2 separate regions of the Homo sapiens genome follow, and region 2 is linked to region 1. Evidence: read pairs that join two places in POLR2A ChIA-PET (ENCODE). Cell type or tissue: GM12878. All regions are shown on one strand. Each heading gives the region's core, and the rest is flanking DNA. Links, peaks and the distances in the headings are about the cores only. Region 1 has its middle 11 kb from the start of MIR4712. Region 2 overlaps USP8 (ubiquitin specific peptidase 8).

Region 1 (4,397 bases), core at 143-4,142:
TTCCTTATATTTTTTCCTAGGTTGTTAATCTGTCCTTTGACTTGTCTATTTTTTTTTTGCGGGGGGGAGGGGGGGGTCATGCAGATTTTTTTCTTTTTTGAGACCAAGTGTCACTCTGTCACCAGGCTGGAGTGCAGTAGTGTGATCTTGGCTCACTGCAACCTCTGCCTCCCAGGTTCGAGGGATTCTCCTGCCTCAGCCTCCTGAGTAGCTGGGACTACAGGCGCACACCACCACACCCAGCAAATTTTTTTTGTATTTTTAGTAGAGATGGGGTTTCACCGTGTTGGCCAGGATGGTCTCAATCTCTTGATCTCATGATCCGGCCCACCTCGGCCTCCCGAAGTGCTGGGATTACAGGCGTGAGCCACCGTGCCCTGCCTGTTTTTGATTTTTACATAGTTGATTTGATCAATTTTTTCAATGACCTCTGATTTGAGTCAGAATCAATAATAGTATAGCTTCTTCAGTGATTTTTTTTTTTCTAGATGGAGTCTCGCTCTGTAGCCGAGGCTGGAGTGCAGTGGTGCAATCTCAGCTCACTGCAACCTTCGCCTCCCAGGTCCCAGTTCAATTCTGCCTCAGCCTCCCGAGTAGCTGCGATTACAGGCACACGCCACCATGCCCAGCTAATTTTTGTATTTTTAGTAGAGACGGGGTTCCACGCTGTTGGCCAGGCTGGTCTTTAACTCCTGACCTCGTGATCCGCCTGCCTCAGCCTCCCAAAGTGCTGGGATTACAGGCATGAGCCACCACTCAAGGCCGATCCTGTGTTTTTGTCTGGTCAAAGGGTATCTCTGTGGGTAAAACTGGAGTCTGTACTTTTGTTGTCATTAATTCTCTCTAGCCTGGAGATGCAGAAAGCTAGAGGCAGGGAAAGTGTACCATACAGCTGCAAGTCTATCTCATATAAGCAACTCTATGGGCTAGTCAGCAAAGGACTGCTTTAAGCATAGTTGGGTCTAGATTTGCCTAAGTATGGTGTCTTTTTTTCTGAGGTGGGGGCAAGTTAGAAGGAATTAAGTGAGTATAAATACATAGAACCCATGTTAAGACCTCAATAGGTGGATCCTTTCTTGGGTCTCTAACCACAAGTGCTTACAAAATCTGGTCTCTTCACACACTTCAGGGTGAGAATTTAGTTAACCTCTGCTATACTATACGTAATTCATAAAGCTCCACTATTACAATCAGTTTGGGCATAGGGGTTGTCTCAAGCTTCCCTATATTGCAAACTTGGAATGTCCTTGAGAAGAATGAGAAAGCAATGACTGAATGGCTGGGGTGGCTGCTCAGCGTTGGGAATGTTTGTACCTTGCATTTACTCCTGAGCTGCTGAGCTGTACAGACATGCCTTCTAATTGAGAAGATGCATAACACATAGACAGGAAGGAGGACAAAGACAAGTGCGTTGGGATTAAGCTCTTCGTTTATGTTCTGAAAGTGAGATGAGACCCAGTATATTGAACAGTAATCAACACAAATACAGGTAATAGCAGTCAAAGAAATTCTTGAAGAACCAAAATTTCATGAGTTGGGTCTAGAATTTTGCCAGTTCACCGTTCCATGGCTTCCTTATGGTGTAGTACACCTTAGGTCCTGCCTACTGACTCTAGCTGCTTTAACAGGAAAGAAGAGGACAAAGACCCCAAAAATCTTCCCTAAATTTTATTGTACATGTTGTGCCAAGCTTTCACTCCTAAAGGAAAACAGCACGGGAAGAAACAGTCAGGCATGTCTGAGAAGCAGCATGGTAACAGTAGAAATAAAACATGAGTTTCCAGGTGGAAGACCAAATGGGGGAAAAGTTGTAATTTTGCTATTTTCATTTTTTTTAGATGGAGTCTAGCTCTGTCGCCCAGGCTGGAGTGCAGTGACACAATCTCGGGCCACTGCAACCTCCACCTCCCGGGTTCAAACGATTCTCCTCCCTCAACCCCCCGAGTAGTTGGTATTACAGGCACCTGCCATCATGCCTGGCTAATTTTTGTATTTTTAGTAGAGATGGGGTTTCACTGTATTGGCTAGGCTGGGATTGAACTCCTGACCTCAGGTGATCCACCCACTTCGGCCTCTCAAAGTGTTGGGATTACAGGCGTGAGGTACCGCACCCGACCGATTTTGCTATTCTTGACCTGCATATTACTTATCTTGAATCTACATTTTCTCATTTGTAAAACCAGGGGTAACACCTACCTTGCAGAGATTAAATGAGAAATCTACATGAAAGCATTTAATAGTTGATGAATAAATGCATAAGTGGAGTCAAATGTGTAGTAACATCCAGTATTTTAATATTTATGCTTGATAAGTCATTTAAGTTGAAGACTCTTTATGTATTAATTTCAGCAAGTAACATAACCACACAGAATAGACAATGAAAGCATAATTAGTCATTATACACAATTATAATTTGATAAAAAATTTCAACATATACAGAAGTATAAAGAATGTGTATCTATCATGCAGCTTCTACAATTATCATTCCAACTCCTCGTTTCTTTGATATTGCCAACAATTTACACCCTGCCCCAATTCCAAATTTGGAAACAAGTCCCAGATATTAATATAATTTCCTCTTCAACATTTCAGTATGCCTGAGAGATTCTTGTTTAAAAAAAACATTTTTTTGAGGGGCACAGGGTCTCTCTCTGTCACCCAGGCTGGAGTGTAATGGTGCGATCTTGGCTCACTGCAACCTCTGCCTCCCAGGCTCAAGCAATTCTCCTGGTTCAGCCTCCCAGGTAGCTAGGACTACAGGCGCACACCACTGCTCTAGGACTGTGTACTCTTTTAGAGATGGGGTTTCACCATGTTAGCCAGGCTGGACTCAAACTTCTGAGCTCAGGTGATCCGCCCACCTTGGCCTCACAAAGTGCTGGGATTACAGGCATAAGCCAGGGTGCCAAGCCTTGTTTTAAAATTTAATCTTTATGCTCTGAATGGAAAGGCTATAAATGGAGTTCAATGAAAGGAAAAAACATTTAAAAAATAGAAGTTCTTTCTTTCTTCTTTTTAAGATGGAGTCTTGCTCTGTTGCCCAAGCTGGAGTGCAGTGGCACGATCTCAGCTCACTGCAGCCTCCCCTGGGTTCAAGTGATCCTCCTGCCTTAGCCTCCCAAGTACCTGGGATTACAAGCGTGCACCACCAGGCCTGGCTAATTTTTTGTATTTTTAGTAGAGATGGGGTTTCGCCGTGTTGGCCAGGCTGGTCTGGAACTCCTGGCCTCAAGTGATCCATCTGCCTCGGCCTCCCAAAGCACTGGGATTACAGGTGTGAGCCACTGTATCCAGACAAAAATAAAATTTAATCATAACATCATTCTAATAATAAAACATCACAGCCAAACAAAATTAATGATTCCTTGGTATCATTAAATATCCAGTTAATCCCACATTTAATACCACTTACAGCCCATTATTACTTTTGTTATATTATCACAGCCAGTTCCAAAACTTATAGCCCATTAAGTGTATGAGTTTACACCTGCATTTATATTATCTCTGATTTCTTTTTTTTTTTTTTGAGACAGAGTCTCACTCTGTTGCCCCAGGTTGGAGTGCAGTGGCGTGATCTTGGCTCACTGCAACCTCCACCTCCTGTGTTCAAGCAATTCTCTTGTGCCTCAGCCTCTTGAGTAGCTGGGATTACAGGCACACACCATCACGTCCAGCTAATCTTTTGTATCTCTAGTAGAGATAGGCTTTTGCCATGTTGCCCAGGCTGGTCTTGAACTCCTGGCCTCAAGTGATCCACCTGCCTTGGCCTCCCAAAGTGCTGGGCTTATAGGCATGAGCCACTATGCCCAGCCTCTGATTTCTTTTTTCTTTTTTTTGAGGCAGAGTCTTGCTCTGTTGCCCCGGCTGGAGTGCAGTGACACGATCTTGGCTCACTGCAACCTCCACCTCCCGGATTCAAGCAATTCTCCTAACTCAGCACCCAAGCAGCTAGGATTACAGGCATGCACCAGCACGCCCGACTAATTTTTGTATTTTTAGTAGAGACGGGGTTTTGCCATGTTGGCCAGGCTGGTTTCTAACTCCCGACATCTGGTGATCTGTCTGCCTGGGCCTCCCAAAGTGCTGGGATTACAGGCGTGAGCCACCTTGCCCGGCAAGCAGCCTCTGATTTCAACTCAAGAGACAGAAGAGGATCCCAAATTCCAAGCAACTCCCAAGATGCAAATCAAAATATGGAAATGTTAAACAAATTGAAGGATTTCCCAATAGTTACCTGCAACACCTAAAGGTCACTGTTTCCAAATGGTGCAAGAACTATGCAAACAATATGTTGGTTGCTGTTAAATTCAAGGACAGGACACTATTAACAGTTATAACATTTTTGTATGGACCTTTATGAATCTGTGGGAAACTAGAGACGCGCTGTCTTAGCTTAG
Region 2 (4,397 bases), core at 297-4,296, 120 kb before region 1:
GAGGAAGACAGTGGATCCAAGCAAATAAGAAAGGCCACATTTTTTTTTTTAATTTTGCATCTCAAGGTATTTTAGTCAAAATTTTTTTTTTAGTTTTCCACAGCAAACGATTACGTAAAATATAAACCTAATGTATTCTTTAGGACTAAGTGTGCCTTTTCTCTATATGCTAAGAGGTGTAAGTAGAGAATAGACGTTATAGTATCCTAGCAAATGAATATTCACAAGAAAGGCTACAAAACTTCATTATCTTGGCTTATTCTAAATCTACCTAAAGTCATCTTGCTCTCCTAACATTTCTTCTTCTATATTCATTCATCCCACAAAATACTGATGAAATGTTATATAAGTAAAAACAAGCCAATATATTGAGGCATCAACCTCAATATAATTGAATGTGATACTTCCACTTCCTTTAAAAAATTAATAGAAAACAAAAACGCCTGATGAACCACCCATTTCTATTTTTATATTCTTCATGTCTTAAGATACATACATTCTAGGCCAGGCAGGGTGGCTCATGCCTGTAATCCAGCACTTTGCGAGGCCAAGACAGGAGGATCTCTTGAGCCCAGGAGTTTTGAGATCGGCCTGGGCAACACAGACCCCGTCTCTATAAAAAAATTTTTAAAATTAGCCAGGTTTGGCCGGGCACAGTGGCTCACGCCTGTAATCCCAGCGCTTTGGGAGGCCGAGGCAGGTGGATCACCTGAGGTCAGGAGTTCGAGACCAGCCTGGGCAACATGGTGAAACCCCATCTCTACTAAAAAAAAAAAAATCCAAAAATTAGCCAGCCATGGTGGTATGCACCTATAATTCCAGCTACTTGGGAGACTGTGGCAGGAGAATTGCTTGAACCTGGGAGGCGGAGGTTGCAGTGAGCTGAGTTTGTGTCACTGCACTCCCGCCTGGGTGGCAGAGCGAGACTCCATCTCCAAAAAAAAAAAAAAAAAAAAAAAAAAAAAGCCAACCTTGATGTGATGGCATGCACCTGTGGTCCTAGCTACTCAGGAAGCCGAGGTGGGAGGATCGCTTGAGGCAAGTGGTCAAGGCTTGAGCCCAGGTGGTCAGGTGAGCTATGATCATGCCACTGTACTCCTGCCTGGTGACAAATTCTGTTGAATACAAACATGTAATAAATAGAATATGTGTGCTGGAAAAAAATTCTGTCAAAATGAAGGCAAATGGCACAACTAAATATCCACATGCAAAAAGATGGATTTAGATCCTTACCACACTGTATATAAAAATTAACTTGAAATGGATCATAGATCTAAGCACCAAAACTGAAACCTTAAGAAGAAAACATCTTCATTACTTTAGGACTTTGGGTCAGAAAAAATGTTCCTTAGATACAATACCAACAGCACAATCCACATGTGAAAAATATGACAGAATGGACTTCCACAAAAACTTCTGTGCTTCAAGAAACTCCATCAAGAAAACGAAAAGATAAGCCACATATTGGGAGAAAATGTTTGCAAATGTCATTTAAAAAAAGTTTAGAGATGGGGTTTCACTACATTGCCGAGGCTGTTCTTGAACCCTTGGCACAAATGATTCTCTTGCCTCACTCTCACAAGTAGCTGGGTCTGCAGGCTTGTGCCACCACACCTAGGCTTATACTTATACTGATTATGACCTTAGGGATTTTAAAAACACTGCCCTCAAGCATTTAGCACAGTGCTAGAGACATAGTAGTTGCTCAGCAAATACAGTAAGTTTTATTGAGCCTTCTTAATGCGTGAGAATTACTTTAAAATGCTATTTCATCAATACTTAGTTGTCTGTGGCATTTTACACAGAATGAGTGTAGAGTGGATCATACAGTATGAGATTTAAGACAGCCAGAAGATATATTGAGTACCCTTGCTTCCTGAAGGGCAGAGATGGGGCAAGATGGTGGGTGGCCAACAAAGACACTTTAGTTTTCCTTTCAATGTTGCCAAAGACCTTGGCTGTAGCTGGTGTGAAGCCCTGCTTAGAATGTCAGGACCAGTGGGAGTAACTGCAAACCTCAATTTTCACTTTCTATTTTTTAGTCTTCACTTTGTGGTTCCAGTCATCTAATCCCTACTCTTTCTCTTTAAAAGGAACAGAAGGATGTCAGAAGAAGAGAAGGCATGTGTGTGTGTCTCTCTCTCTCTCTCTCTCTTCATTTTCTCTTATTGTTAACTCATTTTCAGCTCCTTTGGGTTTCACTTTTGGAGCACTGCTGTTTGACTAAGGCTTAAGTTCTTAATTTTTGTAAGGCTTACACATCTTAAGAAATTTTATTTTTCGTTCTTAGAAGAACTTTAATAAAACGTGTTTTTTTCTGTTTTTATTTTTCCATAGGTTATTGGGGTACAGGTGATATTTGGTTACATTAATAAGTTGTTTTTTTTTTTTCCCCAGATGGAGTCTTGCTCTGTTGCCCAGGCTGGAGTGCAGTAGCGTGATCTAGGCTCACTGCAACCTCTGCCTCCTGGGTTCAAGCGGTTCTCCTGCCTCAGCCTCCCAAGTAGCTGGGACTACAGGCACACGCCACCACACCCGGCTACTTTTTGTTGAGACAGAATTTCATCATGTTGGCCAGGCTGGTCTCGAACTCCTGAACTCAAATGATCCTCCCACTTCAGCCTCCCAAAGTGTTGGGATTACAGGTGTGAACCACCGCACCCGGCCATTAGTAAGTTCTTTAGTGGTGATTTGTGAGATTTTAGTGCACCCATCACCTGAGCAGTATACACTGCACCCTATTTGTAGTCTTTTATCTCTTGCCCCCAAGTCCCCAAAGTCCATTGTATCATTCTTACACAACATGGTTTTAATGGGTTATGTGTTATGTTTAGTTAATCTTAGATCTAAACAAATAAATTGTATAAATTATTTGACTTCTGTAGTTAATGAACTTTTTTTGTATAAATATCAATGGGTTTGTTGTTGCTGTGGCTCTTTAACTGTTGCAGTCAAAAATAAGAAAACTGTGAATTCAGTCAGTCATTCTAGCCTTAATATATTTTATGTCATTTTTTCCCCTTTTGTTTGAGACAGGGTCTCACCCTTGTTGCCCAGGCTGGAATGCAGTAGCATGATCATGGCTCACTGTATCCTTGACCTTCCCAGGATCAGGTGATCCTCCCACCTCAGCCTCTCAACTAGCTGGGACTACAGGCAGGCGCCACCAAACCCAGCTAATTTTTTAATATTTTTTTCTAGAGACAGGGTTTTGCCATGTTGCCCAGGCTGGTCTTGAACTCCTGGGGCTCAAGCGATCCACCTGCCTCAGCCTCCCAAAGTGCTGGAATTACAGGCAGGAGCAACCATACCCTTTTTTCCCCCTCTTTCTGTGGAGAAATGGGGTCTTGCTATGTTGCCAAGGCTGGTCTCAGATTTTTTTAATGGCAAAATACAGCAGAATGACCTAACAAAAATTTAACATGTTAAATTCACATAGATTTAGATTGGATATGGAGTCAGTCCTCTGTATTCATCGGTTCTGCATCTGTGAATTCAACCATCCACAGATTGAAAATACTTGAAAAAAATAACTCTGGGTGTACTGAACATGTGCAGGCTTTTATTATCCCCTAAACAATACAGGATAACATCTACTTTCATAGCATTTACATTGTGTTAGGTATGTAATCTAGAGATGATTTAAAGTATATAGGAGGATGTGTATAGGTTATATGCAAACACTATACCATTTTATATAAGGGACTTGAGCATCCTCAGATTTTGGTATGAGAGGGAGGTAGTGGAACCAGTCATCTACAGATACCAAGGGAAGACTGTATATATATCCCAGAGAAGGCAGATCTATGGAGACAGAGTAGACTCAGTGTTGCCTGGGCTTTAGGGTAGACTAAATTGGGCATGGGGTCATTTTGGTGTGACGGCAATGTTCTAAAATTGGATTGTATTAATGGTTTCACAACACTAAATTACTAAAAAAAAAAAAAAAAAAAAAAAAAAAAAAAAATCACTAAACTGCATGCTAAAAATGGGTGAATTTTATGGTATGCAAATTGTATCTCAAGCTCTGAAGGAAAAACAAAGGCAAAGAAGCCTTTTTTTTTTTTTGAAATGGAGTCTCACTCTGTTGCCCAGGCTGGAGTGCAGTGGCCCGATCTCGACTCACTGCAAGCTCCGCCTCCCTGGTTCATGCCATTCTCCTGCCTCAGCCTCCCGAGTAGCTGGAACTACAGGTGCCTGCCACCACGCCCGGCTAATTTTTTTTTTTGTATTTTTAGTAGAGACGGCGTTTCACCATGTTAGCCAGGATGATCTCGATCTCCTGACCTCGTGATCTGCCTGCCTGGGATTACAAGCGTGAGCCACCGCTCCCAGCAAAGATGTCTTATACAAAGCCTATGTATTTAAAAAATTGTGATGAAATACACATAACATAA

What was found. ChIA-PET counts read pairs that join two places held together with the same protein. Peaks named below come from ENCODE experiments on the same cell type or tissue, not always from the same donor. Only the 100,000 strongest peaks of a DNase experiment are listed, where the experiment ranks them.
Region 2: POLR2A ChIA-PET joins it to region 1 with 8 read pairs; 3 of 35 experiments call an interaction of 5 or more read pairs at or near these places.

The regions. Positions count from the first base shown.
Region 1 is chr15:50,369,219-50,373,615 of GRCh38, reverse strand. No RefSeq gene overlaps it. Among named protein-coding and RNA genes, the nearest start is that of MIR4712, 11 kb to the right of the region's middle. In GM12878, for the core only: no CTCF peak of the experiment used is centred there; no DNase peak of the experiment used is centred there.
Region 2 is chr15:50,485,121-50,489,517 of GRCh38, reverse strand. The region is part of intron 12 of USP8 (ubiquitin specific peptidase 8); the gene reads right to left. Among named protein-coding and RNA genes, the nearest start is that of USP50, 59 kb to the left of the region's middle. In GM12878, for the core only: no CTCF peak of the experiment used is centred there; a DNase peak (open chromatin) is centred at 2,007; H3K27ac peaks cover 511 bases.